2 separate regions of the Homo sapiens genome follow, and region 1 is linked to region 2. Evidence: read pairs that join two places in POLR2A ChIA-PET (ENCODE). Cell type or tissue: A673. All regions are shown on one strand. Links, peaks and the distances in the headings refer to the core of each region. The heading gives the core; the rest is flanking DNA.

Region 1 (15,941 bases), core at 379-4,378, 420 kb after region 2:
GGCTGAAGGTCTTGCCGCAGTGTAAAACATGGCGGGCCTCTTTGTCTTTGCTGTGTGCTTTTCGTGTTGGGTTTTGCCGCAGGGACAATATGGCAGGCGTTGTCATATGTATATCATGGCTTTTGTCACGTGGACATCATGGCGGGCTTGCCGCATTGTTAAAGATGGCGGGTTTTGCCGCCTAGTGCCACGCAGAGCGGGAGAAAAGGTGGGATGGACAGTGCTGGATTGCTGCATAACCCAACCAATTAGAAATGGGGGTGGAATTGATCACAGCCAATTAGAGCAGAAGATGGAATTAGACTGATGACACACTGTCCAGCTACTCAGCGAAGACCTGGGTGAATTAGCATGGCACTTCGCAGCTGTCTTTAGCCAGTCAGGAGAAAGAAGTGGAGGGGCCACGTGTATGTCTCCCAGTGGGCGGTACACCAGGTGTTTTCAAGGTCTTTTCAAGGACATTTAGCCTTTCCACCTCTGTCCCCTCTTATTTGTCCCCTCCTGTCCAGTGCTGCCTCTTGCAGTGCTGGATATCTGGCTGTGTGGTCTGAACCTCCCTCCATTCCTCTGTATTGGTGCCTCACCTAAGGCTAAGTATACCTCCCCCCCCACCCCCCAACCCCCCCAACTCCCCACCCCCACCCCCCACCCCCCACCTCCCCACCCCCCTACCCCCCTACCCCCCTACCCCCCTCTGGTCTGCCCTGCACTGCACTGTTGCCATGGGCAGTGCTCCAGGCCTGCTTGGTGTGGACATGGTGGTGAGCCGTGGCAAGGACCAGAATGGATCACAGATGATCGTTGGCCAACAGGTGGCAGAAGAGGAATTCCTGCCTTCCTCAAGAGGAACACCTACCCCTTGGCTAATGCTGGGGTCGGATTTTGATTTATATTTATCTTTTGGATGTCAGTCATACAGTCTGATTTTGTGGTTTGCTAGTGTTTGAATTTAAGTCTTAAGTGACTATTATAGAAATGTATTAAGAGGCTTTATTTGTAGAATTCACTTTAATTACATTTAATGAGTTTTTGTTTTGAGTTCCTTAAAATTCCTTAAAGTTTTTAGCTTCTCATTACAAATTCCTTAACCTTTTTTTGGCAGTAGATAGTCAAAGTCAAATCATTTCTAATGTTTTAAAAATGTGCTGGTCATTTTCTTTGAAATTGACTTAACTATTTTCCTTTGAAGAGTCTGTAGCACAGAAACAGTAAAAAATTTAACTTCATGACCTAATGTAAAAAAGAGTGTTTGAAGGTTTACACAGGTCCAGGCCTTGCTTTGTTCCCATCCTTGATGCTGCACTAATTGACTAATCACCTACTTATCAGACAGGAAACTTGAATTGCTGTGGTCTGGTGTCCTCTATTCAGACTTATTATATTGGAGTATTTCAATTTTTCGTTGTATCCTGCCTGCCTAGCATCCAGTTCCTCCCCAGCCCTGCTCCCAGCAAACCCCTAGTCTAGCCCCAGCCCTACTCCCACCCCGCCCCAGCCCTGCCCCAGCCCCAGTCCCCTAACCCCCCAGCCCTAGCCCCAGTCCCAGTCCTAGTTCCTCAGTCCCGCCCAGCTTCTCTCGAAAGTCACTCTAATTTTCATTGATTCAGTGCTCAAAATAAGTTGTCCATTGCTTATCCTATTATACTGGGATATTCCGTTTACCCTTGGCATTGCTGATCTTCAGTACTGACTCCTTGACCATTTTCAGTTAATGCATACAATCCCATTTGTCTGTGATCTCAGGACAAAGAATTTCCTTACTCGGTACGTTGAAGTTAGGGAATGTCAATTGAGAGCTTTCTATCAGAGCATTATTGCCCACAATTTGAGTTACTTATCATTTTCTCGATCCCCTGCCCTTAAAGGAGAAACCATTTCTCTGTCATTGCTTCTGTAGTCACAGTCCCAATTTTGAGTAGTGATCTTTTCTTGTGTACTGTGTTGGCCACCTAAAACTCTTTGCATTGAGTAAAATTCTAATTGCCAATAATCCTACCCATTGGATTAGACAGCACTCTGAACCCCATTTGCATTCAGCAGGGGGTCGCAGACAACCCGTCTTTTGTTGGACAGTTAAAATGCTCAGTCCCAATTGTCATAGCTTTGCCTATTAAACAAAGGCACCCTACTGCGCTTTTTGCTGTGCTTCTGGAGAATCCTGCTGTTCTTGGACAATTAAAGAACAAAGTAGTAATTGCTAATTGTCTCACCCATTAATCATGAAGACTACCAGTCGCCCTTGCATTTGCCTTGAGGCAGCGCTGACTACCTGAGATTTAAGAGTTTCTTAAATTATTGAGTAAAATCCCAATTATCCATAGTTCTGTTAGTTACACTATGGCCTTTGCAAACATCTTTGCATAACAGCAGTGGGACTGACTCATTCTTAGAGCCCCTTCCCTTGGAATATTAATGGATACAATAGTAATTATTCATGGTTCTGCGTAACAGAGAAGACCCACTTATGTGTATGCCTTTATCATTGCTCCTAGATAGTGTGAACTACCTACCACCTTGCATTAATATGTAAAACACTAATTGCCCATAGTCCCACTCATTAGTCTAGGATGTCCTCTTTGCCATTGCTGCTGAGTTCTGACTACCCAAGTTTCCTTCTCTTAAACAGTTGATATGCATAATTGCATATATTCATGGTTCTGTGCAATAAAAATGGATTCTCACCCCATCCCACCTTCTGTGGGATGTTGCTAACGAGTGCAGATTATTCAATAACAGCTCTTGAACAGTTAATTTGCACAGTTGCAATTGTCCAGAGTCCTGTCCATTAGAAAGGGACTCTGTATCCTATTTGCACGCTACAATGTGGGCTGATCACCCAAGGACTCTTCTTGTGCATTGATGTTCATAATTGTATTTGTCCACGATCTTGTGCACTAACCCTTCCACTCCCTTTGTATTCCAGCAGGGGACCCTTACTACTCAAGACCTCTGTACTAGGACAGTTTATGTGCACAATCCTAATTGATTAGAACTGAGTCTTTTATATCAAGGTCCCTGCATCATCTTTGCTTTACATCAAGAGGGTGCTGGTTACCTAATGCCCCTCCTCCAGAAATTATTGATGTGCAAAATGCAATTTCCCTATCTGCTGTTAGTCTGGGGTCTCATCCCCTCATATTCCTTTTGTCTTACAGCAGGGGGTACTTGGGACTGTTAATGCGCATAATTGCAATTATGGTCTTTTCCATTAAATTAAGATCCCAACTGCTCACACCCTCTTAGCATTACAGTAGAGGGTGCTAATCACAAGGACATTTCTTTTGTACTGTTAATGTGCTACTTGCATTTGTCCCTCTTCCTGTGCACTAAAGACCCCACTCACTTCCCTAGTGTTCAGCAGTGGATGACCTCTAGTCAAGACCTTTGCACTAGGATAGTTAATGTGAACCATGGCAACTGATCACAACAATGTCTTTCAGATCAGATCCATTTTATCCTCCTTGTTTTACAGCAAGGGATATTAATTACCTATGTTACCTTTCCCTGGGACTATGAATGTGCAAAATTCCAATGTTCATGGTCTCTCCCTTTAAACCTATATTCTACCCCTTTTACATTATAGAAAGGGATGCTGGAAACCCAGAGTCCTTCTCTTGGGACTCTTAATGTGTATTTCTAATTATCCATGACTCTTAATGTGCATATTTTCAATTGCCTAATTGATTTCAATTGTCTAAGACATTTCAAATGTCTAATTGATTAGAACTGAGTCTTTTATATCAAGCTAATATCTAGCTTTTATATCAAGCTAATATCTTGACTTCTCAGCATCATAGAAGGGGGTACTGATTTCCTAAAGTCTTTCTTGAATTTCTATTATGCAAAATTGCCCTGAGGCCGGGTGTGGTGGCTCACACCTGTAATCCCAGCACTTTGGGAGGCTGAGGTGGGAAGATCCCTTACTGCCAGGAGTTTGAGACCAGCCTGGCCAACATTAAAAAAAAAAAAAAGTAAGACAATTGCCCTGGAATCCCATCCCCCTCACACCTCCTTGGCAAAGCAGCAGGAGTGCTAACTAGCTAGTGCTTCTTCTCTTATACTGCTTAAATGCGCATAATTAGCAGTAGTTGATGTGCCCCTATGTTAGAGTAGAATCCCGCTTCCTTGCTCCATTTGCATTACTGCAGGAGCTTCTAACTAGCCTGAATTCACTCTCTTGGACTGTTAATGTGCATACTTATATTTGCTGCTGTACTTTTTTACCATGTAAGGACCCCACCCACTGTATTTACATCCCAGCTGGAAGTACCTACTACTTAAGACCCTTAGACTAGTAAAGTTAGCGTGCATAATCTTAGGTGTTATATACACATTTTCAGTTGCATACAGTTGTGCCTTTTATCAGGACTCCTGTACTTATCAAAGCAGAGAGTGCTAATCAATATTAAGCCCTTCTCTTCGAACTGTAGATGGCATGTAATTGCAGTTGTCAATGGTCCTTCAATTAGACTTGGGTTTCTGACCTATCACACCCTCTTTGCTTTATTGCATGGGGTACTATTCACTTAAGGCCCCTTTCTCAAACTGTTAATGTGCCTAATGACAATTACATCAGTATCCTTCCTTTTGAAGGACAGCATGGTTGGTGACACCTAAGGCCCCATTTCTTGGCCTCCCAATATGTGTGATTGTATTTGTCGAGGTTGCTATGCACTAGAGAAGGAAAGTGCTCCCCTCATCCCCACTTTTCCCTTCCAGCAGGAAGTGCCCACCCCATAAGACCCTTTTATTTGGAGAGTCTAGGTGCACAATTGTAAGTGACCACAAGCATGCATCTTGGACATTTATGTGCGTAATCGCACACTGCTCATTCCATGTGAATAAGGTCCTACTCTCCGACCCCTTTTGCAATACAGAAGGGTTGCTGATAACGCAGTCCCCTTTTCTTGGCATGTTGTGTGTGATTATAATCGTCTGGGATCCTATGCACTAGAAAAGGAGGGTCCTCTCCACATACCTCAGTCTCACCTTTCCCTTCCAGCAGGGAGTGCCCACTCCATAAGACTCTCACATTTGGACAGTCAAGGTGCGTAATTGTTAAGTGAACACAACCATGCACCTTAGACATGGATTTGCATAACTACACACAGCTCAACCTATCTGAATAAAATCCTACTCTCAGACCCCTTTTGCAGTACAGCAGGGGTGCTGATCACCAAGGCCCTTTTTCCTGGCCTGGTATGCGTGTGATTATGTTTGTCCCGGTTCCTGTGTATTAGACATGGAAGCCTCCCCTGCCACACTCCACCCCCAATCTTCCTTTCCCTTCCGGCAGGGAGTGCCCTCTCCATAAGACGCTTACGTTTGGACAATCAAGGTGCACAGTTGTAAGTGACCACAGGCATACACCTTGGACATTAATGTGCATAACCACTTTGCCCATTCCATCTGAATAAGGTCCTACTCTCAGACCCCTTTTGCAGTACAGCAGGGGTGCTGATCACCAAGGCCCCTTTTCTTGGCCTGTTATGTGCGTGATTATATTTGTCTGGGTTCCTGTGTATTAGACAAGGAAGCCTTCCCCCCGCCCCCACCCCCACTCCCAGTCTTCCTTTCCCTTCCAGCAGGGAGTGCCCCCTCCATAAGATCATTACATTTGGACAATCAAGGTGCACAATTATAAGTGACCACAGCCATGCACCTTGGACATTATTGGACATTAATGTGCGTAACTGCACATGGCCCATCCCATCTGAATAAGGTCCTACTCTCAGATGCCCTTTGCAGTACAGCAGGGGTACTGAATCACCAAGGCCCTTTTTCTTGGCCTGTTATGTGTGTGATTATATTTATCCCAGTTTCTGTGTAATAGACATGAAAGCCTCCCCTGCCACACCCCACCTCCAATCTTCCTTTCCCTTCCACCAGGGAGTGTCCACTCCATATACCCTTACATTTGGACAATCAAGGTGCACAATTGTAAGTGAGCATAGGCACTCACCTTGGACATGAATGTGCATAACTGCACATGGCCCATCCCATCTGAATAAGGTCCTACTCTCAGACCCTTTTTGCAGTACAGCAGGGGTGCTGATCACCAAGGCCCCTTTTCCTGGCCTGTTATGTGTGTGATTATATTTGTTCCAGTTCCTGTGTAATAGACATGGAAGCCTCCCCTGCCACACTCCACCCCCAATCTTCCTTTCCCTTCTGGCAGGAAGTACCCGCTCCATAAGACCCTTACATTTGGACAGTCAAGGTGCACAATTGTATGTGACCACAACCATGCACCTTGGACATAAATGTGTGTAACTGCACATGGCCCATCCCATCTGAATAAGGTCCTACTCTCAGACCCCTTTTGCAGTACAGTAGGTGTGCTGATAACCAAGGCCCCTCTTCCTGGCCTGTTAACGTATGTGATTATATTTGTCTGGGTTCCAGTGTATAAGACATGGAAGCCTCCCCTGCCCCACCCCACCCTCAATCTTCCTTTCCCTTCTGGCAGGGAGTGCCAGCTCCATAAGAACCTTACATTTGGACAGTCAAGGTGCACAATTCTAAGTGACCGCAGCCATGCACCTTGGTCAATAATGTGTGTAACTGCACACGGCCTATCTCATCTGAATAAGGCCTTACTCTCAGACCCCTTTTGCAGTACAGCAGGGGTGCTGATAACCAAGGCCCATTTTCCTGGCCTGTTATGTGTGTGATTATATTTGTCCAGGTTTCTGTGTACTAGACAAGGAAGCCTCCTCTGCCCCATCCCATCTACGCATAATCTTTCTTTTCCTCCCAGCAGGGAGTGCTCACTCCATAAGACCCTTACATTTGGACAATCAAGGTGCACAATTGTAAGTGACCACAACCATGCATCTTGGAAATTTATGTGCATAACTGCACATGGCTTATCCTATTTGAATAAAGTCCTACTCTCAGACCCCCTTTGCAGTATAGCTGGGGTGCTGATCACTGAGGCCTCTTTGCTTGGCTTGTCTATATTCTTGTGTACTAGATAAGGGCACCTTCTCATGGACTCCCTTTGCTTTTCAACAAGGAGTACCCACTACTTTTTAAGATTCTTATATTTGTCCAAAGTACATGGTTTTAATTGACCACAACAATGTCCCTTGGACATTAATGTATGTAATCACCACATGGTTCATCCTAATTAAACAAAGTTCTACCTTCTCACCCTCCATTTGCAGTATACCAGGGTTGCTGACCCCCTAAGTCCCCTTTTCTTGGCTTGTTGACATGCATAATTGCATTTATGTTGGTTCTTGTGCCCTAGACAAGGATGCCCCACCTCTTTTCAATAGTGGGTGCCCACTCCTTATGATCTTTACATTTGAACAGTTAATGTGAATAATTGCAGTTGTCCACAACCCTATCACTTCTAGGACCATTATACCTCTTTTGCATTACTGTGGGGTATACTGTTTCCCTCCAAGGCCCCTTCTGGTGGACTATCAACATATAATTGAAATTTTCTTTTGTCTTTGTCAGTAGATTAAGGTCATACCCCATCACCTTTCCTTTGTAGTACAACAGGGTGTCCTGATCAACCAAAGTCCTGTTGTTTTGGACTGTTAATATGTGCAATTACATTTGCTCCTGATCTGTGCACTAGATAAGGATCCTACCTACTTTCTTAGTGTTTTTAGCAGGTAGTGCCCACTACTCAAGACTGTCACTTGGAATGTTCATGTGCACAAACTCAATTCTCTAAGCATGTTCCTGTACCACCTTTGCTTTAGAGCAGGGGGATGATATTCACTAAGTGCCCCTTCTTTTGGACTTAATATGCATTAATGCAATTGTCCACCTCTTCTTTTAGACTAAGAGTTGATCTCCACATATTCCCCTTGCATCAGGGGCATGTTAATTATGAATGAACCCTTTTCTTTTAATATTAATGTCATAATTGTATTTGTGGACCTGTGTAGGAGAAAAAGACCCTATGTTCCTCCCATTACCCTTTGGATTGCTGCTGAGAAGTGTTAACTACTCATAATCTCAGCTCTTGGACAATTAATAGCATTAATAACAATTATCAAGGGCACTGATCATTAGATAAGACTCCTGCTTCCTCGTTGCTTACATCGGGGGTACTGACCCACTAAGGCCCCTTGTACTGTTAATGTGAATATTTGCAATTATATATGTCTCCTTCTGGTAGAGTGGGATATTATGCCCTAGTATCCCCTTTGCATTACTGCAGGGGCTGCTGACTACTCAAAACTTCTCCTGGGACTGTTAATAGGCACAATGGCAGTTATCAATGGTTTTCTCCCTCCCTGACCTTGTTAAGCAAGCGCCCCACCCCACCCTTAGTTTCCCATGGCATAATAAAGTATAAGCATTGGAGTATTCCATGCACTTGTCTATCAAACAGTGGTCCATACTCCCAACCCTTTTGCATTGCGCCAGTGTGTAAAATCACAGGTAGCCATGGTGTCATGCTTTATATACGAAGTCTTCCCTCTCTCTGCCCCTTGTGTGCCCTTGGCCCCTTTTTACAGACTATTGCTCACAATCTCAGGTGTCCATATTTGCAGCTATTAGGTAAGATTGTGCTGTCTCCCTCTTCCCTTCCCTCTGCCCTGCCCCTTTTGCCTCTTTGCTGGGTAATGTTGACCAGACAAGGCCCTTTCTCTTGGACTTAAACAATTCTCAGTTGCACTTTCCTTGGTCCCACCCATTATACATGAACCCCTCTACTTCCTTTCGCATTGCTTCTGAGTATGCTGACTACCCAAAGCCCCTTCTGTGTTATTAATAAACACAGTACTGATTGTCCCATTTTTCAGCCCATCAGTCCAAGATCTCCCTACCACTTTGGTGTGTTGGTGCAGTGTTGACTATGAAAAGCAGGCCTGAACTAGGTGGATAAGCCTTCACTCATTTTCTTTCATTTATTAATGATCCTAGTTTCAATTATTGTCAGATTCTGGGGACAAGAACCATTCTTGCCCACCTGTGTTACTGCTTTACTGTGCAAAATACTGAAGGCAAGTCAGACCCAGGGAGCTGGATTGCCATCCTTTATTTTGTGTTTCCAGTGTACACTATAAAATTGTCTCCCCAGGAAGGAAGGTTGGCACTTTCTCTGCATTCTTCTTTCCAGAGCAGATTGCCTGGTTAAGAATCTCTTGTTGTCCCCTTTGTATATTGTTATTGTAAAGTGCCAAATGCCAGGATACAGCCAGAAAAATTGCTTATTATTATTAAAAAAATTTTTTTAAGAAAGACATCTGGATTGTAGGGTGGACTCGATAACCTGGTCATTATTTTTTTGAAGCCAAAATATCCATTTATACTATGTACCTGGTGACCAGTGTCTCTCATTTTAACTGAGGGTGGTGGGTCTGTGGATAGAACACTGACTCTTGCTATTTTAATATCAAAGATATTCTAGAGTGGAACTCTTAAGACCAGTATCTTTGTGTGGGCTTTACCAGCATTCACTTTTAGAAAAACTACCTAAATTTTATAATCCTTTAATTTCTTCATCTGGAGCACCTGCCCCTACTTATTTCAAGAAGATTGCAGTAAAACGATTAAATGAGGGAACATATGCAGAGGTGCTTTTAAAAAGCATATGCCACCTTTTTTATTAATTATTATATAAAATGAAGCATTTAATTATAGTAATAATTTGAAGTAGTTTGAAGTACCACACTGAGGTGAGGACTTAAAAATGATAAGACGAGTTCCCTATTTTATAAGAAAAATAAGCCAAAATTAAATATTCTTTTGGATATAAATTTCAACAGTGAGATAGCTGCCTAGTGGAAATGAATAATATCCCAGCCACTAGTGTACAGGGTGTTTTGTGGCACAGGATTATGTAATATGGAACTGCTCAAGCAAATAACTAGTCATCACAACAGCAGTTCTTTGTAATAACTGAAAAAGAATATTGTTTCTCGGAGAAGGATGTCAAAAGATCGGCCCAGCTCAGGGAGCAGTTTGCCCTACTAGCTCCTCGGACAGCTGTAAAGAAGAGTCTCTGGCTCTTTAGAATACTGTAAGTACTACTTCGTAGCTATTAAGTAATCTTTTTCCTATTCTATTTTCTTTCTCTTAGATGCCACCTATAGAAAAGTCAGAGGGTCCAGTAAGTTTCTTTCCTTCTTCCCACCTCATCTGCAATATATATATATAGAGAGAGAAATAGATACATACATACATGCATAAATACACATATGTGAGTTAACCAGCAGAACTGTAGAATTAATATTGTGGACCCAGCTCTATGCTAGGTTACACTGATAACCTGGGTAGGAATGATATCATCCTATATAATTTCATTCCTGAGATGATTTTATCGTTGAGGAGCTAATGTGAGCACATTTGAAATAACTTTAGAAAATAATAAGTGCTGTTTTGTGTGAATCATAAGTAGTAGTTTTAGGAAGGGAACCCACAAGGATTTGAAGTTGATAGAATAAACTTAAGGAAGTGGGTTTGCTTTTTCTCTTTAAGCCAAGATAGGATTAATATTGCAGCCATCTGGATAGTCCAGTTGGTTTATTTTAATTTCATTTGTTTTTTACCTCTTTTGGAGCCATGGAAAGAGATGAAAGGGATAGAGCATAGCCATTGTGTTTGGCTATTTGCGAAGGTTGGCAAATTAGTGATTGCTAAATCTCATAAGCTTGAGTATTTTAAAGTTCAGAGATTGAGGGCATAAATCTAATACTTCGGCTCCTTCCACAATTTTACTACATTTCTGCCCAAGAACAGATGACCATGGATAATGCATATCGTAGATACTTTTTAAGTTTGGAACCTTTTTGCCAAGAGGGTAGTGGAGAAGTGAAGTCAAAACCTTGACCTTCCTTGCCTACTTTATGCTGTAGTTTATATACCTTCTTTCCTCCCACCTTTCGTAAAGCTAAAAGAAGCTTAGCCTCCTTAATGTTTTCCAGCTGACAAAATATTGTTTAACATAACATTCGAAACTTTTTTTCTGGTGCACATTCATGCATCACAGCAGGAGCAACAAGAACCATATAAGTGAACTGGCTTCACTTATAGCCCGTTTTAATTCATATCCATATTTCCTCAGGGCTTGTTTCCATGCCTCCCAGCCCCACTCCATATGCTTAACAACATTGTCTGGCTGACTGAGGGTTATATACATCATGGTCTTGAACCTTCTTGGAAACATGGTCTGTGCCATTGTTTCTCAAACCCAAGTAATGCTTCATGATGAAACACCTTCTAAAGGAACAAAATTTTCTGAGATCCTAAAAAAATGTGTTTTGAGGAACACTGACTTAACAAAGATATTTGAAATGTAAATATGTTTTCCAATTTCACGTTGTCTTTGTCAAAGATGTGTTTTATATAACTTATGTAGAACTTGGGGATCCATTAGAATATATTCACAAATCCCCAGGGTTATCACCCCAATTTGAGAAACCCTGGTCTATGCTTATGAAATCTTCTATTGGTAATTAAATTGTCATTCATTGTCAACATACAATTATAATTATTATTGGAATTTGTTTTAAATGAATGAATTTGGAGGTGATTCTGTACCTTAAGTCAAGAGGAAGGATGGCTTGATTTTAGGTGGATTGATTATACTAGATAGCATCCAAAGGTGAATCTTGAAGCTGTATTTAAATTCATTGCTTGAAATAATTTCCACCCTTAAGAAAAATCTCTAGCAATTGTAAAAAGGGATGCTCTGGAAATGTGGGCATCTTCAAAATAGAGATAATTCTTGTGTTAGTTCAACAAATATTATTGTACCAGGTGCTGGAATAAATAGCAAAACCAAAGACAGGATTTATATCAAGGAATTTGCTTTCTTATGGAGGATGCAGAAGGAAATCATTATGGTTTTGGGCAGAAATGCTTAGACTTTAGTCCTGGCTCTGAGTTTGGTTCAGATCACCATCAATCTGACCATCTCGAGACTGCTAGTGAAATAAGATAGGGGCTTATATCAAATACCTAAATCCCTGAAAATGACATTTTGTGATTTGGAAAATTTTCAAAAGTCTAATGAAGGAAACTTTTTTGGCATTTCTTTAAATGATTATTGTCATTTCTTTTCTGACTTTTCCCTTTATAAAACCTTAACATGTAGGATTGGAGGAAGTTTTCTGACCATTTTCTCATATCCTCTTTCAGCTTTATCTTTCTGTAACTTCCATTTCTCTAGCCACCTCCCTAAATTACAGAAGACTGTGAGACCCAGGGCTGCTGTGATTAGGCATTCATAATTTCTTTTCAGGGTGTTTGTGCCCTGATTATCAAATGTACAGCTTGAAGGGAGTTCATGTCTTAAAGTAATGAATTAAGAGTTGACCTTTGTTGACTGCTAAAATATTCTTATATGTGAAAGCATCCTGGAAAAATACGTTACCAGCTTAAAGAGAAAGAAACTAATGATTATATCTGAACTGAGCTAATGCCTCTTCTCTTCCCCCAAACCTTATCAGTTTGGATGGCAAAGAGTAATGATGTGTCAGTTAAACAGAGCTAATGCCTTCCTCTGCCTTGTCTTAAAGACTGGATTGGGAGAAAATTGATATTCTCACTACCATATTTTGGGCTGTAGGCAAGTAGCATTTTACACAGGTTTCCTTCAAAAATCCAACTCAAGTTGGAGCTCATGTATTTAAGACATAGCTGGCCTGCTGAATTTAACAAGTTAAACTTCAGTGGCCATGTACAGTTATATATCACTATATATATGTGTATTAGGCTGTCGAGTTGGTCATGTTTTTGTTGGTGACTTAGGCTTTACTTGATAGCTCTTCCTTGACCTTTCCAAATTGAGTACTGATACATGGAGCTTGGGCTTCTTCTGCATCTTATACAAATGAGTTTGGTAAAGAAGCCTCTCCTTTACTGTTTTGATGTTTATATTAGAAATAACTTTTGATTATTTTTTTTCATGTTAGGATGAGAAACTGAAACAAAATGTAAATTTGACCGGTGCTAGACTTCTTAAATTATGGGTAGACTTAAAGTATTATTTTCCTTAACCAATTAGAATGCTAGTCTTCTAGTGTTCCCGGAAACATGAGAGGTTATGCAGTAGACCCAAGCAATACCCTCTTATTACATAATCAAGTGCGTATAAGAATTTAAAAATAGGGATATGACTGGAACATCACTGTACTTTACCAGGTCCCATTATAAAATTATCTATGTTACTTTACCCATAGCTTTGAAAACTAGTGGCATAGTATATTTTATAGTATGCTGTTAGTGTGATTGGCATTGAACAGTGATGGGATATAATCACTCTACAATCTATATGTTATTAAAGTTTTCCAGCCTTATAGATCTCCCTTGACTGAAAATTAGCTACTAACTTACGACTTATTTTTTACAGCAGATTGACTAGGTCTTTCCAGGAAATCTGTTGATGTACAAAAACAAAGTTTAATTGCTAATGTTTTTTTAAAAAATAACTTTTTGATATTACGGATACCTGGTTATTTGGGCCTTGTATATTTTAACATCAAAATTACCTATTATAAATCCATATAAACAGAAAAGAAAGAGAGTAAGTCTTTAGATCAGATCTGCAAACAATGATGGTACGTACTGTAGAAAAATCTGGAACATAGACTTACCAGTTCTTAGGTTCCATTTTGCTTGCTTTTTAAAAACTGTGTCTTATAAGTCTTCAGCAACTGGTTGGGAGATTTTTAGAAAAAATAACCTTTTAATGTTAGAACAGTGTAGAGATTTACAGAATGATTCTGAAGATAGAGTTTCTGTGTACTTCACACCCAGTTTTTCCCAGTGTTAACATTTTACATTAGTTTGGTACATTTGTCACAACAAACCAATATTGATACATTATTATTAACTAGAGTCCATATTTTATTCAGATTTCCTTAGTTTTTCCTTAATGTTCTTTTTGTGTTCCAGGATCCCATTGAAGATACCACGCTGCATGTGTCCTTAGTAGTCATGTCTCCTTAGGCTCCTCTTGGTAATGACAGTTTCTCAGACTCTTTGTTTTTGATGAACTTCACAGTTTTGAGGACTAATGGTCCAGTATTCTATAGAATGTCTCTCTATTGGAATTTGTCTGATGTTCTTCTCATGACTAGATTGGGTTTATGAGTGTTTAGGAGGAAGACCACAAAGGTAGAGTGCCATTCTTATCACTTATCAAGAGTACATACTATCAACATGACTTATCACTGTTTATGTTATCCTTAATCACCTGTCTGAGGTACTATTTGTCAGGTTTCTCCAGCGTAAAATTAGTCTTTATTTCTCCATTTCCCTACTATACTGTTCACATAGGAAGTCACTATGTGCAGCCAGCACTTAAGGAATGGGAAATTACCTTCCACCTCATTGAGGGCAGAGTATTTACATAAATTATTTGGAATTCTTTTGCACAGGATGTCTTTTCTCCACAATGTATTGTGTTTATTCAGTCATTTATATCAGTATGATCTCAGGGATATTTTATACTCTGGGTTATAATACAGTATTACTTTATTCTGTTGTTCAAATTGTTCCAGCTTTGGCCATTGGGAGGTCTTTCATTTGGCTTTGATATAACCCCATGAATGTGGGTTTTTTGTTTGAGCACTTTCTTATTTTTGGAACTACAACATGCTTCAGACTCATTTGCATATCTCCTGCCTGGACCTAAAATGATGTATTTCTGCAAGGAGCCTTGATACTTTTTATTGGAGAGTAATATTAGAAATCAAGAAGTGAATGCTAGGTGCGCTCATTACTACTGGAGTGTCATTCCTTCAAGACCTTTTCAGTTGACAAGAGCAAGGAGATATATATTTGCATTCTAACGTGTGTATATGCACATAGCTATAAATATATATAACCATCTGTATCTATATTAAACTAAATGTGTTTATACCTACGTCTCCAACTCTAATCATTGCCACATGGATCATTATAGTCTCACCTCCTTGCTTATCTGTTACCTCCCATTTCTACAGTGAGAAACCTGGCTTGGTTGGGAAATTTTTCTGTTAATATTACGGTAGTGAGTGTTTGACATTTGCTTCTATGGTTAAGTTTAGGGAGAGTTTAGCTGTAGGGTATTCTTGAAACTAGAAATGACCCTTCTGCCCTAAATGTTTCTGCCAGTTTTGAAACGTAAAATAGGTTGCAGAAACAAACTTTATCTTAAGAACCAGAATTTACTTCAATCCACATTTTGACATTGATTTTCAGATTAAATTATTCTGATATCGCCAGGTAAGCTGTTCCTTGGGTATGCATTTCTTCTTTCCGTTTTTTTCTAAGAGCTAAAGGACCCTGAGAACACTGGAGGTGGGAAAGGAAGGGAAAGGCATGTTCACACGTGGGATAGGAAAGGTTCATTTACTGACCTCCAGCTAGCCTTCCAAAGTGCCTATTTAAGACCCAAGGAGTAGATGTCTTCCTTGGCAATTGTAACCCAAATATAATTTTTAACCTTTCAATTTTAGTCAAGAAAGTTGGTGTGCTGTTACAAAAAGTGCCCTGATTAACAGCATTGTCATGTGCATTGCATATTAATCAGCAATTTAAAATAACATGAAATTATGTTGAGTATAATTTTAATATTTTATATTAGATATTAGTTTGAGACAGTGTTTCTCAAGTCTGTATAATAAGTTTGATAGTAGGGAGGTTTTCTCTCAAGAAAAGAATTATTCAGTGTGCACCTACATAATCACTGCTTAGATTCTACAATTAATATTTTGCTATATTTGATTAAACGTTTTCTGTAAAAGAAAAATATTATTATGTACTATTTAGGTTTATGGGAATAATTGTTAAGTTAAAGTGTATGAACAAACCTGGAATGAAATCTGTTTGCCTACATCTATAATACAACTATAAAACATAGCAGATGTACAAATTAGTAGTTAATAGATAACTAAAATGCAAATATGGCACTACTATTATAGTATTATAGTTTCTTTTGAGTGGCGTGTCTGTAATATCACATGCTGTGTTGATGCACT
Region 2 (15,941 bases), core at 5,196-9,195:
ACAGTTTGGTTTCCTCATACTCTGTCTTCCTCTAACCTCCTGGTTACTGAATACTTAGATTTTTTTTCTCATTCATAACTTGAGCTTTTGCAACTACTATAGGTGTGACCTTCCTTCTACATTATCTTTCTCTCTACAGACTATCGACTTTAGCTCTTGCTACTCTCCATGTTGCCAAGTTGTCATTAAACTGAGAATCTGATTCCCTGTGGGTTAAGTTTCCTGAGACCGCAGGGATAGTAGTTGCTATTTGGCAGGTCTAGGACATTTCCCCCTACTGATTACTATGTGCAAATGTATCTCTTTCCCTATTTATGATGCAAAATTGCTTTAGCCTAACACAATCCAGCTACTATAAGTGTATCCAGAATCAAGCTCTAAAACTAGAATGCAACCCAGTCATGTAGCATCCAGAAGTACCTGAACCATCTTTGGAACTTGACAGTTTCACAGTTAACTCTGCAACCTTACTCTCCTTATATCCTGATGCTATTTTATATGCCTGTTAGGTTGTATCAGATCTACATTCTGATCTATAGTTTGGAGATTATAATTTTCTAAGCAACCCTTTGTGAGGTCACAGATACTTTTTGTTTGTTACTGGTTATAGGCATTATTGGTTCTCATCACTCAGTATTCTTTCCCTTTTCCCTTACACCAGATCATAATATAGTATTCTCTCTCTCTTTTTTTTTTTTTTTGGAAACAGGGTCTTGCTCTGTTGCCCAGGCTGGAGTGCCGTGGTGCAATCTTGGCTCACTGCAACCTCCGCCTCCCGGCTCAAGTGATTCTCTCACCTCAGCCTCCCAAGTAGCTGGGAATACAGGCGTGTGCTACCATGCCCAGCTCATTTTTGTATTTTTTGTAGAGATAGGGTTTCACTATGTTACCCAGGCTGTTCTCAAACTCCTGAGCTCAAAGCGATCTGCCTGCCTCAGCCTCCCAAAGTGCTGGGACTATAAGCATGAGCCACCATGCCTGGCCCATAATATAGTATTCTGACTTGACAACTTAGCTAAGTTTATTAGGAATGTCTTTATTTAATTAATTTGGTAAATTACTAGGAATGTAGTAGTTTACATTACTGCTATGAACTCCCTTCTTGCTACATACTCACTTCCTCATTTCTATTCTTTATCCCATTGCTAATGGATAGTTTCTGCTTATTTATTTATTTATTTATTTATTTTTTAACTAATAGAGACAGGGTCACGCTGTGTTGCCCAGGTTATTATTGAACTCCTGGCCTCAAGTGATCTTCCTGCCTTAACCTCCCAAAGTGCTAAGATTACAGGCATGAGCCACCATGCCTGGCCAGTTTTTGCTTATTTATAGCTTCTGACTCCTGTGCCTATTCCTCACAAGTTGATCTTATTTAAATCTTTCATGCTTCTTACGTAGCTGTGGTATGTTCTTTTACCATGTATCCATTCACTTCAGCTGAGTTTCTGTTCTTCTGTTTTTCCCAATTGCAAATTTAATCTAATTTTCTCACGTCATCCTTGTTTGGGGAGGGCTTTCATGTTACAAGTCATAGGCTGTTGATCAGCGTGTAGACATATGCCTTTGAGTCTGAGCTTTACTTTCCCTTGGTCTGATCAACTTTGGATTTGGAGGAGGGGTAGTTGGTCATAAGAATGCTTTCTTAGCAGGCTTGTTTGCCTGGCTAAGGAAGTTTTTCTTTAGAAAGATTTTGGGTGTGGGTAACACTATGACACATTCACTCTATCTGGTTTAGCTCTTTAAAGCTGCTTGATTGCAGCATCTACCAAGTCTCTTAAAGACTCACCTTCCCCTGGGTAAAAGTTCTAAAAGTTCCATGATATCACAAGCTGGTTTGCACAACATCATCAAAACAAAGAGGATTCTCTTCAGGTTCGTAGCCAGCTTCCTAAACTGCATTCCTCTTAGGGGGCTGTTCTGCTTCTTACTATTGGTTAGGCACTTGTGATTGCTAGAAACAGATTCTCTGTTGAGCTCACATAATGACAGGTTATTTGCAGGCCACCTGTGGGGAAATAATGGTGACTTGGATCACATGCAGTTTCACATACAGGTGATCTTTTGTGTCTGTGTGTTTCACATCTGTGGATTCAGCCATCTGTGGATCAAAAATATTTGGCTAAAAAATATGGATGGTTGTGTCTGTACTGAACATATACAGACTTTTTTTAGTTGTTATTCCCCAAACAATAGAGTATAACCACTATTTACATAGCATTTATATCGTATTAGGTATTATAAGTAATCTAGAGATGATTTAAAGTATATGAGAGGATGTGTATAGGCTGTATGCATTTACTAGAATATTTTATATAAAAGATTTGAATATCTGCGGGGGATTCTGGAACCAGTTCCTCTGTGGATACCAAGGGACACCTGTTTAGGGGGACCTTAATGTGATTATGCCTGTTAGGGATGGGAACTGGATTCAGAGAAGCTCTAGAAAACTCAGCAGCCAGAGCTTGTACATCTTTCCATTAGCATTGCGCCATTTATTTAACTGAGCTACTTTGTCTCTCTGCGTATCTTTTTTTTTTTCTTTGAGATGGAGTTTTGCTCTTGTTGCCCAGGCTGGAGTGCAATGGCACAATCTCGCCTCACCACAACCTCTGCCTCCTGGGTTCAAGCGATTCTCCTGCTTCAGCCTCTCAAGCAGCTGGGATTACGGGCACCCGCCACCACGCCTGGCTAATTTTGTATTTTTAGTAGAGACGGGGTTTCTCCCTGTCTTGAACTCCTGACCTCAGGTGATCCGCCTGCCTCAGCCTCCCAAAGTACTGGGATTATAGGTGTGAGCCACTGTACCCGGCCTCTCTGCTTATCTTTGGTGTCTTATAATTTCTGCTTTTTAAATATTGGCTCGCCCATCCACTTTGTTTTTTCTCCATCTCTCTTTTTTTTTTTTTTTGAGACGGAGTCTCGCTCTGTTACCCAGGCTAGAGTGCAGTGGTAAGATCTCAGCTCACTGCAACCTCTGCCTCCTGGGTTCAAGTGATTCTCCTGCCTCAACCTCGAATACCTGGGATTACAGGCACCAGCCACCATGCCTGGCTAATTTTTGTATTTTTAGTAGAGATGGGGTTTCACCAAATTGGCCAGCCTGGTCTCGAACTCCTGACATCAGGTCATCCTCCCGCCTCGGCCTCCCAAAGTGCTGAGATTACAAGCATGAGCCATTGCGCCCAGCCCTCCATCTCATATTTTTAGCCTATTTATAGGTTCTGCTTACTTATGGCTTCATCTTCCTCATAAGTTTTGCTTGCTTATGACCCTCTTGACCTCACCTCTGCATTGTGTTGGCTTGCTGTGTATCCTTTCAGCTTCAGTTTCCTTTGCGAACTGTGATTACTTTTAATAGCTCGATTCCAATTCCTGAAAAGACAAATTTACTAGGCCTGTTGTATCCCAGTTTAGTTAAGATATTTATATACCCACAGCAACAGTTTGTGGATCTTCACTTTTGTTTTCTGCCATTAATATGATGATTACCCTGTTTTGCTGCTTTTACTTTGCTTGTTTCTTATAGCTTAGCTTATAAAGTATCCATTAACAACTGACTGTTGGACTTCTCTCTCTTTGTTTCAAGGACTGCAATTGCAAATGCCTGTAGGATCCAGATGCCATAAATGTATAAGATGGTTCTGGTGTTTTCTTCTTTTCTTGAAACACTGTCTTGTGTGTGTGAGGGGGGTGATCTTTTGTTCAGTCATTTTTGATAGAGACATTAGAAGAGCGATTTCTTTAAAATATAAACAAGGGTGCAAATGGGATGGTAAAGGGCAACTGACGCTACTAGGAGGATAGTAGGGAGTGTTTGACATTGTGTGTAATTGGGACATACATATTTCCTCCAAAAGGGAAGACTTTAGTACTTCTGCTGATTGTTGCCTAGTGGAAATGTCTGCCTAAGATTACCAGTTGTCTACAAAAAGCCTGATTGGCTTCAGGTTTTTTTTTTTTTAATTTAGATATGATTTAACGTATATGATAGGATGTGTATAGGTTGTATGCAATTACTAGAACATTTTCTATAAAGGTCATGAATATCTGTGGTGGATCCTGGAACCAATGGGGTTGGGAGGGCAGCTTCAATTGTTTTAAAATGTTTCAGGCCAACAGAATATGCTTATAAATGCTTTTATAACCTCATAGCTTCTGTTTCTTTATAGTTTTGGCTTATTTGTAATGTTTCCTTTTTCTCATGTGGTACAAAACATGGTTATGTACCATTACCTCTTCAACTCAGCCAGTGGCTTGGCAGTTTCCCTTGTGCAGTGTTTAAAACTGGGCCACAGTTTTGAATGCAGTTGTGGATATTAAAATGAAATAGATTAGGAAAGAATAGATTAAGATAGAATACAGATAAGAAAATAAGAAAATATCAGCCTTCATCTGGCAAAGAAAATACCAGCCTTCATCTGGCAAAGGGCATCATCAGGCATCACCAGGAGGTGCTCTGTATCCATAGGTTCCCTATCTGTGGGTTCCACCACCACTGATAAAAAATATTTGGAAAAAAATACAACAATGCAAAATAATACAAATTTTAAAAAATACAATATATTTATGTGGTGTTTACATTGTATTCGTTATTATAAGTAATCTAGAGATGATTTAAAGGGACGGGAAGATATATGTAGGTTATATGTAAATATACCATTTTATATAAGGAACGTGTATATCCATGGATTTTAGAATCTGTAGGGATTCCTGGAACCAGTCTTCCATGGATACCGAGGGATGACTGTATTGTTCTGTGAAATTTTTGTCCCAGCTACATATTTGTATGTATGTATGTTTTTGGTCCGGTATAATTGTATAATATTTCTTACTATGGGTTAAACAACTTTATAAGACATTGTGAGGAACCTGGTATCCTCTGGACTAGATCATTCCCGTAGACAGTTCCATTGTGCACACATAGTATTTCGTTAAAATCAGGTGACTGTTTAAAAATTAAAAAGATTTTAGATAAAAATCTAGATTTTTACTTTCTCCTGAAATATCAGAAGATGGGGTCTAAATTCACACTGAGGCCAAGCAGTGGTAGGCTCATTTTAAAGAAGGGCTTTCTGCTCTCTGGTTTACCCCATTGTATACTAATTAGCCTGGTCTTACTTTTATATATTACCTGAATAGCCACTTAGGGCATTTTGAACACGTGGCTTGCATTGCTTTGTCTTTTTGAAATCCGCTGTGGCAGGCCCAAACCTTGCCTTTGGTGGGCTTAAGTAAGGTCTGGTTTCCAGTACAAAGGCAAAGGCAAATGAGGATTATTAGTATTCCATTTTGCCCTATGGATATTCTCAGTGCTTTCTACTGGAAACTCACAACCAATTCTGAATATGCCACATACTGTGTGATTTGCCCTTGCTGTCCAACCCTGTTCTTGCTGCCATTTAAAAATAATCAGGCCAGGTGTGGTGGCTCATTTCTGTAATCCCAGCACTTTGGGAGGCCAAGGTGGGTGGATCATTTGAGCTCTGGAGTTCGAGACCAGCCAGGGCCACATAGCAAGACCTCGTCTCTACTAAAAATTAAAAAAAAAAAAAATTAGCTGGGCATGGCGGTGGTTCATGCCTGTAGTCCTAGCACTTTGGGTGCCAAGGCGGGAGGATCGTTTGAGCTCAGCAGTTCAAGACCAGCCTGGGCATCATAGTGAGACCCTGTCTCTATTTATAAAAAAAAAATGAAAAAAAAAAAAAAAAAAAAAAAAAAAGAAAACAATCAGGCCAGGTGCGGTGGTTCCTACCTATAATCCCAGCACTTCAGGAGGTCAAGGTGGGTGGATCACTTGAGCCCAAGAGTTTGAGACCAGCCTGGGCAACATAGTAAGACCCTGCCTGTACTAAAAATTTTAAAAAGCATTAGCTGGGCATGGTGGCTGGTACCTGTAGTCCCAGGCTGACGTAGGAGGATAGCTCGAGCCTGGGAGGTGGAGGTTGCAGTGAACCATGATAGTGCCACTGCACTGAAGCCTGAGCAACAGAGCGAGACCCTGTCTCCAAAAAAAAAAAAAAAAAAAAAAAAAGAATCACGTACGAGGAAGAGGTTGTGAAGCTATACATAAGACAATTGGCAATCTTGTATTTCACAAGAATCTAATTAGAGAATTTGGGTGGCCAATCCCCTCAGCATAGTAAGGGAGTCAAGGAAGCTTTTAAGAACCTCATCAGTTTTCTACCTTCCCTGAACAAGTGTCTCTTATTTGTAACTAAATTTGTCAGCTTAACAGTAAGCAGTAACTGGTATTAGACTCAATTTTTCAACTAGATTTGTAATTTGGCACAGTAATGAAATCTTAAGCCCATGCACCTATTCTGGGCTTCTTGTTTGTTTGTTTTGAGACGGAGTCTAGCTGCATGCAGCTGGAATGGAGTGGCACAATCTTGGCTCACTGCAACCTCTGCCTCCCGGGTTCAAGCGATTCTCTTGCCTCAGCCTCCCGAATAGCTAGGATTACAGGCACACACCACCATGCCCAGCTAATTTTTGTATTTTTAGTAGAGATGGGGTTTCACCATGTTGGCCAGGCTGGTCTCCAACTCCTGACCTCAAGTGATCCGCCTGCCTCAGCCTCCCAAAGTGCTGGGATTACAGGCGTGAGCCACTGTGCCTTGCCACCTATTCTGTTTTGAACTTCATTTTCCTAACAACATCCTGAATTACTGAGCTTTTGTATCACTTCATGTTAAAGTTTTCATTCTTATGTACCAAAGTACTAATTTGAATTTGTAATGAGTCTGATGGTATATTTCAATTTTTTGCTTTGAGGGACTGGCTGCTACATTGCAGAATATCTTATATCCCTGACTGCTTTCCACTAAGTGTCAGTGGTGACCCCAATCCAATTATTATGACAACTGAACATGCTTATGCATCCCTCATGCCTTTATTTTTTATTTTGGGAAATCTTTCAGCTTCAGTTTTTGCTGATATTTATGTGATTCTTTGTTCTGCAATTCAAATTTCTGGGAGCCAAACAGTCTCCTTGGTTCAGATTACTGTTTTTTGACTAGAGCTTCTCACTTCAGATTCTGTCATAAGATTATGGCTTAACCTATGGTTGTCCTTTGATTTGGTGCCATATGAAATAAAACATTATTTTCTATGGCTATGTATTAAGAATTTTGTGCAATTCTGTTTTTCTTAGAAGGCTGAGGGTGTGTTGTCAGACACCATGACTGATGTGACAGGTGTATTTTATTATGCGGCCGCCAGGCAGACAGGCATTTCTTCATATTTATATATTACTTAAATTTAATATTATTTACATAATTTTTTTTTTTTTGAGACAGAGTCTTGCTCTGTCGCCCAAGCTGGAGTGCAGTGGCACGATCTCGGCTCACTACAACCTCCGCCTCCTGGGTTCAAGCGATTCTCCTGCCTCAGCCTCCTGAGTAGCTGGGATTACAGGCACCCGACATCATGCCTGGCTAATTTTTGTATTTTTGTATAGATGGGAGGTTTCACCATGTTGGCCAGGCTGGTCAAGTGATCCGCCTGCCTTGGCCTCCCAAAGTGCTGGGATTATAGGGGTGAGCCACCACGCCTGGCTATTTACATATTTTTAAACTAGAGCCCCTTAACATATTACAATTTTCATGTATGGAATCTCTAATGTATTCACCCCTGCCAGTCTAGATAGTAACACAAATTGCTGTCTAGTTCTTGTGTCCCAGAATGATGGTATGGGGTAGCCTGAAGCATGAGCCAAATTAATAGAAACAGAAAGTAGTTGCCAGGGTGTGTCAGGGTTGTTGCCAGGGGCCGGGGGAGGGGGAAAAGGGTCATTGTTTAATGGGAATAGAGTTTCAGTTTTGCAAGATGAAAAAGTTCTGGAGATTGGTTGCACAAAAATGTGAATATACTTAATACTACTGAACTGTATATACTTAAAGTGGATAAAATGGTAAGAAAAATAGAGCAACAATATTTCACTAAGTAGGCAGTTTACACTGAATATCCTTGGGGACATCAGAATATCCTTGAGAATATTAAAATACAGCATCTTCAAACAAAAGTAAGTTAAAGGACTATCTTTGATGCAGCCTCCCAGTTCTCTATATCAGGGTCCAGCAAACTGGCCCAAGAGCCAAATCTGGCCAACCGCTTGTTTTTATACAGTCTGTGAGCAAAGACTGTTGTTTACATTTTTTAATTGTTGAAAAAAAATCAGAATTATAAAACTTAATTACATCAAAATTACAAGAAATTCAAGTGTCAGTGTCCATAAATAAAGTTTTATTGGAACACAGTCACATTCATTCATTTTTTTTTTTATTTTGAGACGGAGTTTTGCTCTTGTTGGCCATGCTGGAGTGCAATGGTGTGATCTTGGCTCACCGCAACCTCCGCCTCCCGGGTTCAAGTGATTCTCCTGCCTCAGCCTCCCAAGTAGCTGGGATTAGAGGCATGCGCCACCACGCCCGGCTAATTTTGTATTTTTAGTAGAGACAGGGTTTCTCCATGTCGGTCAGGCTGGTCTCGAACTCCTGACCTCAGGTGATCCACCTGCCTTGGCCTTCCAAAGTGCTGGGATTACAGGCATGAGCCACCGCACCCGGCCTCATACTCATTCTTATGTGTGTCATGTATCGCTGCTTTTATGCTACAGTAGCAGAATGGAGTAATTGGGACAGAGACCATATAGCCTACAAATCCTAAAATATTTGCTGCTTGGCCATTAATAAAACATTTAAAGTCAGACTATTACAAAAGTTGCCAGGTCCCTCACAGCATCATCTTTGATAGCTTTAAATGCCTAATTGGCAGCCTTGTCATGGACTAGTAGGGACTATTATCATTCTGTTCTCTTATGTTTGGTGGGGATTCTTATTTCCTTACTCCCTACTGTGACACTTTAACCAGTTCCAGAAAACTCATTCTTGGTGAGCTTCAGTTGTGGCTGAAATCCCTTTAGCAATTTCTATAGGCTCTTGTATTGTTAAGAACCAGACATCTCTTGGGCCAGCCAAGCAATTGGGACCACCTAAGCAATTTGGACCACCCATGGCTGGGCTTGGTCAGCCTCTAAGATGGACAGGGATCTCATAAGAATTCAAGTAAGGAATTTGAGTAAAGACAATTAAAATTTAAAGAAAAATTTTAATTCAGTTTCCTGAGTTTGGAAATTAGTTCCAAGACAGATCTGGGAATGTCAGCGCAAGAGTTTGTGTCATCCATCCTAGTATACCACCTTTAACATTTTTTAATTCCTCTGTGTGTTTGTTCAGTGCCTTCCTCATTGTTGACTCAACCTTTACTTTACCTCCTAGCTTAGTCTGCATTCTGCTTCCCCTTCAATTTTCAGCTATTCATAATTAAATGTTGCTTGTTGCCCCAGTGTATGAGATAGTGCCCAAAGGTATTTATTTCATGTTTTCCAGCTTTCTTGCATTTCACAGATTCTATTTATTTTGCATTTCATAGACTTTATTCCTTAGTGTAAGAATTTCAGTGGCATAACTCTGCCCTGCTTGGGAGTCACTTTTTGAATCTTTTAATGATATATAATGGCACTTGGAAAGTGTCCCCCACACCTGATACTTTCTGCTTTGGACTACAAGGCAGATCGTATTCTAAAAATCATTGCTGTCTAGGACTGCTTCCCAGAACTATGTTCTCCAGAACTATAGGTGGAACAGTTTACCTTAGATGGGAATGTGAGTGTGGCCACCACTTGATTCAGATGTGTTCATATTGCATTTCTACATCTTGGCCGCTAAGCACATGTGCCCTTCATCTTATATATACGTTTCTGAAGATGCTTCTGTTTATACTATTCCAACTCTTACTGAAGCAGCAGTGTTAGAATGTCAGCCAGATGCTATAGTCTGAAGTAATGTCATGAGACCGTTTTAGAAATTTACCTGCCACTTTCACAAGCCCAGGAGGCGGAGGCAGGAGTATTGCTGAGCCCAGGAGTTGAAGACTGCAATGAGCTATGATCGCGTCACTGCACCCCAACTTGGGTGATAGAGCAAGACCCTGTCTCAAAAAAAAAAAAAAGGTAAAGAGATACTAATAAATAATTCAGATAACACATAAAGAAATAAATATAGTCAAGATAAGCTATAATCTTGTCACTCAACTAAAACTATGAAACTTTTGGTGTATAGACTTTTATTACTTTTATTTTTTTGAGACAGAGTCTCAGTCTGTCACCCAGGCTGGAGTGCAGTGGCAAGATCTCGGCTCATTACAAACCCTGCCTCTCAGGTTCAAGCTATTCTCATGCCTCAGCCTCCTGAGTAGCTGGGATTACAGGTTTGTGCCACCACACCCAGCTAATTTTTGTATTTTTTAGTAGAGATGGGGTTTCTTCATGTTGGCCAGGCTGGTCTCAAATGCCTGGCCTCAAATGATCTGCCTGCCCCGGCCTCCCAAAGTGCTAGGATTACAGGCGTGAGCCACCGCACCTGGCCTTTGTATAGATTTTTAAATGCTAGACTTCTTTGATATTATTGAGCATATATTTTATCTAATTATGACACCTGTTTTGATTCTGTGCTTAATTAAGCAATTTTATGATTATAATTTGGCTATAGGAAAAGAATGTATGCTTTATATGGAAACAAGTATTCTGGTTACATTGATGGGTATATTGTAGTAAATTAATAAACTGGCACATTGAAGATTATTCATCTTCTTATGTCAGCTGTGCTGATTGTCCTTATAATTTATCTTTGCACAGTTGACTAATTGTTTCCTTACCAAATGTAATTTTAGTCATAGAAGGTGCAGTGAATACTCTCAGGACTCTGAAATATGGTTCATACCCATGGAAAAAAGCCTAACAAAAATACTGATAGCATGGTTCCAAAGCGGGCATGAGGAGGAATATGCATTTGGAGGTGTTAGAGAAGATAATATGATAATAATCAGTTACTATAGTTTTGTTAGGAGAACCTCCCTCATTTTTTAACTGTACCTAGATAACGAACTTTGTCAGTTTATTTATTTTTTTTAATTTCTTAATTTTTTGAGATAGGGTCTCTCTCTATCACTCAGGCTGGAGTGCAGTGGCATGATCATGGCTCACTATCCTCAACTTTTCAGTCTCAAGTAATTCTCCCACCTCAGTCTTCTGAGTAGCCAGGACTACAGACATGTACCACCATGCCTGGCTAATTTTTTGGATTTTTTTTTGTAGAGACGGGGTTTCTGCCATGTATCACAGGCCGATCTCAAACTAGGCTGGTCTCAAACTCCTGGGCTAAAACAGATCACCCGCCTGAGCCTCCCAAAGTGCTGGGGTTAGAGGTCTGAGCCACCGCACCCAGCCAACTTTGTCATTTTAGAGATAGCAGCATATGCTTTATCTTGGTCCTGAGGCATGGTTGCTGGAGGTCAAGTCTATGCAGTTAGCTACGATGGGCCACGGAAAGATTCTAAACTTCTTGTAGTCATCCAAGTAGGTGGATTGCATGCACTATTTGTAATTGAAAAGTATGAGTTCCTGTTTTTTTGTTGTTGTTGTTTTTGGTTTTAAGGAGCTGAGAGTTTAATAGGCAAGAAGGAAGGGAGAAGACAGAAGGAAGAAGCTCCCCCTATACAGAGGCAGAGGGAGGGGGGATACAAAGCCGAAAGAGGAGGTCCCTACCTGCTAACCATACCAGCCAGGTATATATGCAGAGGCTGGAGGAGGCGGTGTTTGATTTGCATAGGGCTCAGGGGATTGGTTTGATTAGGCATTTCATTCACATGGCCCATGGAAAAAGCTGGCCCTCCCACTCTAGCCTTTTAATATGCAAATGTAGGGTGCCATGATGGTCTACACACGTGGGGATATGTGGGGGTGGCCATGTTGCCAGGAACCTGTGGGGAAAGGGCAAGAAGGCCCGGGGCATCTCCATGTTTGGGTGGGCCCAGTTTCTAATGGCCTGCATTTGCATATCAATGGTTGCTGGCCTGGCTCTGAGAGCCAGGGCTTTGCAAGAAACTTTTCCAGAGGTGCTTTAACAAACAAAAACTTCCCAAGGACCCCTTTTCCTACAACATTCCCCCCTGTGGAGATGCCACACTAACTGCTGTTAGGGGGTTTGGGGCGATGACTCTTTCTGGCTACTTCCTGCTGAAAAGGGGCATCGAATGGGGAACAGCAGCTAAGGCTCCTTCTGGGGTCGATCTAAGGATCCTCGGAAGAATGGCGTGTGGTTCAGTTTACAGCACCATTTGAAGTTTGATTGCTTCTAGGCGAGAAGAAACAATTTGAGTTATAATATTGAGTATACAGGGTCCAAATATCAATACAAGACAGATAAGCAAGAGAGTGCTTAATAAAGGGGTTAACCAATTCCATAAAGAAGACTGGAATTTATTAAAGAGGGATTGTAGCCACTCGGGCTGAAGCTGGCATTTTCCCTGAGCCTGTCAATAATTTTGATTTGATTTCTAAGTACGCGTAGATTTTCCTCTACTTTACTAGAGTTGTTAATCCAAAAGCAGCATGTTTCATTTAAAACTACATTACTAAACCTAATAAAAAGTCCTAGCAGACTCAGTGATAGTAAAACTTTCATGCTTCCTTTTTGTCAACTATTATCCTTGCTATAAGGATAATAATTAAGCAAAATACTACAGCAATGGAAACTCTCTGTCCAATATTTCAGTTAGAAGGTGGTACCATGTGTAACGCTATTGCAAATAGTAGGGTGAGGACAGCAGTTCCCACAAATGTGGTGTGGCAGGTAATTTCCATCTAAAATTTTACTTGCCAAGATATTAGAATTCCCCTTTGGGGGTCTATGAAGTTCCCTGGTTTTATTTTCCCAAACAGAAACCTCCAGGTTATGGGCACTTACTTTAATTATCTGGCAGAATTTGCAAGATAATTGCCCAGAACTAGCATATTGATTCACATTTTTACCTTACCCATCCCTATTCTTTTATTCCAAGCTGCAGAAGATCACCACGTGATTCACAGGAATAAGCAAGGTTAGTCTAAAACATAGGCAAAAAGCTTAAAAACAATTAATGAGAGTAGGCTTTAATGACAAATTTATGATAAGCTTTGGGGCAAAATTTTTCTCTCCAGTCCTCATTTTTGGTAAAAACTATGAATAAACTTTAGTCTTATACTTGGCCTGATTATTTGCATAAAGTGCAGCAAGAATGGTTATTTTTACATAGGCCTTTTGGATTGGCTTTGATGAAACTCTGTTCCACAAGGAATTTCAGATAAGACTTAAAGCCGAGCCCAGCCATGGGTTGTATCCTTTAATACCTGTGAGTTGGGTGATCCTCTCCTCTTGAGTTCCCAAGATAAACTCTGAGCTTCTATACCTGTTAGAAAGTGACATTCTTTACTGACCACAGGTTAGGAACCCTGTGTGGGGACTGTGCAGACAAGGTATGAGGCCAGTTCTCCACAAGGGGCTTTTATTGGCTTTGCATGTCAAGCTTGATTCCTTAAAGGGAAACACACCCTTTCAGTCAAAGCCTTGGTAAAATAACCAGTTTTTCCAATTGTGTCCTGTTGACAAAGAAAAATGGATTCGTATTGCACTGATGCAAACAACTATATTGCCATAAATTAAGAGTACTCACAGATAGTTTCCAAATTCTAGGGGAACCAGGCAGAGAAAAGTAAACATGCTCCAAATTTTGTTCACAGGGGTATACCTTACTCAATCATTAAAGGCCATAAATAGTTTAAAATAACTTCCCTTGACTCTGAAAATCAAAACAAGGATTAGCAATATTCCAAGCAACAGTCAAAAAGGTTGCTTTAACTTTCTGAGTGTAGTCCACTTAGTTAACTTTTGTTTTGCTTGGTATTTGTCAACATGTCAATTCTTTGAGTCCTGTACATTCTTTATTTCAATGTTACAATCTTTAAGGCTATTAAAAACCTGCATTTAACAACACCTGTTAAAGTCCCTAATATAGCTTTATTATAAACTGTCTTTTGAGAAGGAACAAAGGAAGACAACAATTGTCTGCGAATGACAAATTTCCAGGATAGTTACAGTTAAATATATGACTAAGAAAGAAGTTTACTTATCTTCGTGGTTTACAATAACTTTACCCTTAATTATGATTGATAGCATATACTTAGACATTAGAATTTTAGAAATCTCATACAATTTTGGAACATATTAGTATTTATTCACCAAAATATAACTTACAACAATATAACTTTATAGCAATAAAGAAGATTGGACATCATTTTGGCAATCTCATGTGACTAAACATGTCAAGTGATCTTGTTTACCTCTTTTCTGAATATTTCAGGGGCCCTCTGAACCATCCAGAAAGCCAGGCAGCAGTAATGACAATTTCCAGATTGCCATAAATTATTTTGTAAAAATAACTCAAAAGGCAAAAGCCTTTCATCAGCCTTTACTATGATATGAAAATTTTGTTCAAAGCAAAATTTTTCCCTTGCATTAGTTTATTAATGTTAATTCCAGTTCGTTTCCATGAACCCTTATAGATTATCCCGTCTAATCCTAACCAATTTGACCATGAGGTGAAATCTTTACAAACCTTTTGTAACCCTTTTACTAAAGGGCAGATTAGTGTCTTAAGACCTCCTTGCTGTGCTTCTATTTTAATGCTTAATTCATGAAAAGACCGTATAGATGCTATGGGAGAAGATGGTGTAGTGCTTCTACCATGCATTTCATTGCAAGGCAACCCAAAGCCAATTGGCTTATTTTGTAATCAGCCCATCCCTGATGGGCGTCTCATCTCCCAGTGGGGGATGGGGATGTTTCCTTATCTTCCAGGTGGCCAAGAGCATGCTTCTCTGTTTTGTAACTGCTATTAGCCATCCCTTACTGTGTATTTTCTACCTAGTTATTACACACCAAAGCTCTCTCATAATGCAAAGTAATTTCTGATAACCCCCAAAACTCAAAACCGTCAGATAACACAGTGCAAAACAGAATAAAGCCTTTGATTTTGAGAGGGATCTATCTCCTTTTAATTCCTGGGGTTTCATGAGGAAAACAGGCTTTTTCTGAAAACAGGGTTTGCGGTGCCTCCTCTGTTTTTCCCCAGGAGTCCCATACTACCAGAAGTTATTTTAGGGCTTTTTATGCATGCATTAAGAGGGGTAAGACAAAAAACGGAGAAAATAATTCAGTCAACTGAGAAGAAAAGAGCCCTTTTCCAGAAAAGCAAGATTCAAGAAGAGAAAAGCATAAAGGCCTTTAAATATACCTATAACTTGAATATTTACTTTTAATTAAGCTGAGCACTCTTTAAGAAAATCCTTTTAAATCCCTTGTTACTTGACTTTAGCCACACCAAGCAGTTAAGATTTTCGGCTTTTGAACTTTACAGAAAGTACCCTTATAGGTGAAACCAACGAGCCTTAATTAGGTTATGATTTAATTACGAGTGTACAAGGTATTTTTAAAGGAGTGATAGACAGCTTTTGAAACTGTCATTGCAAAACTGTCACTGAGACAGTCAAAGAGATCCCACCCAAACAACTCCATTTTGTTTCCAGGTTTCCAGCCCTCAAGCTGTCCTTGCCCATCTCTGGGTGTAGGCTAAACCAACTTTGGGAGGAGCCTGGTTTACAGTCTATAGTCTAAAACAAAGACGATAACAGCGGCTTCCCAAGATATATTTCCCTCTTACCTGGGGACCAGTCCAAGAAACTAACCACAGGATTAGAAACCATGGCCCAGGAGCTGGAGGCCACAAGATTTTGACCCTCCCTAAACTGCTCTCAAGATCAGTACTTAAGATATTTTGTAAACCCTGCCCTTGATAGATCAGCTGGCACCACCCAGATTGACAAACTGGCTTATCTGATTTAGCACAAAAAGACAGCCACCATTGTAAAATGGCGGAGACTAAAACAAAGTATTGCCATGCAGTTACAGATGACATTCCCAAAGACATGAAACAAGATGGAGACCTGTAGCCGACTTTGCCACTGACCGCTTTGCTGGACTGGCTTGAACAGCAGGCTTATG

Evidence for each region. ChIA-PET counts read pairs that join two places held together with the same protein. Peaks named below come from ENCODE experiments on the same cell type or tissue, not always from the same donor. Only the 100,000 strongest peaks of a DNase experiment are listed, where the experiment ranks them.
Region 1: POLR2A ChIA-PET joins it to region 2 with 6 read pairs; 2 of 35 experiments call an interaction of 5 or more read pairs at or near these places.

What each region holds. Positions count from the first base shown.
Region 1 is chrX:73,835,435-73,851,375 of GRCh38, reverse strand. XIST (X inactive specific transcript) reads left to right here. Exons shown (of 6, transcript NR_001564.3): 1 at 1-9,994; 2 at 13,873-13,936. Among named protein-coding and RNA genes, the nearest start is that of XIST, 9.3 kb to the left of the region's middle. RefSeq lists enhancers at 1-57, 488-537. In A673, for the core only: a CTCF peak has its summit at 835 (motif pointing right); DNase peaks (open chromatin) are centred at 805 and 2,085; H3K4me3 peaks cover 3,225 bases.
Region 2 is chrX:74,255,986-74,271,926 of GRCh38, reverse strand. The region is part of intron 5 of FTX (FTX transcript, XIST regulator); the gene reads left to right. Among named protein-coding and RNA genes, the nearest start is that of MIR545, 23 kb to the left of the region's middle. In A673, for the core only: no CTCF peak of the experiment used is centred there; no DNase peak of the experiment used is centred there.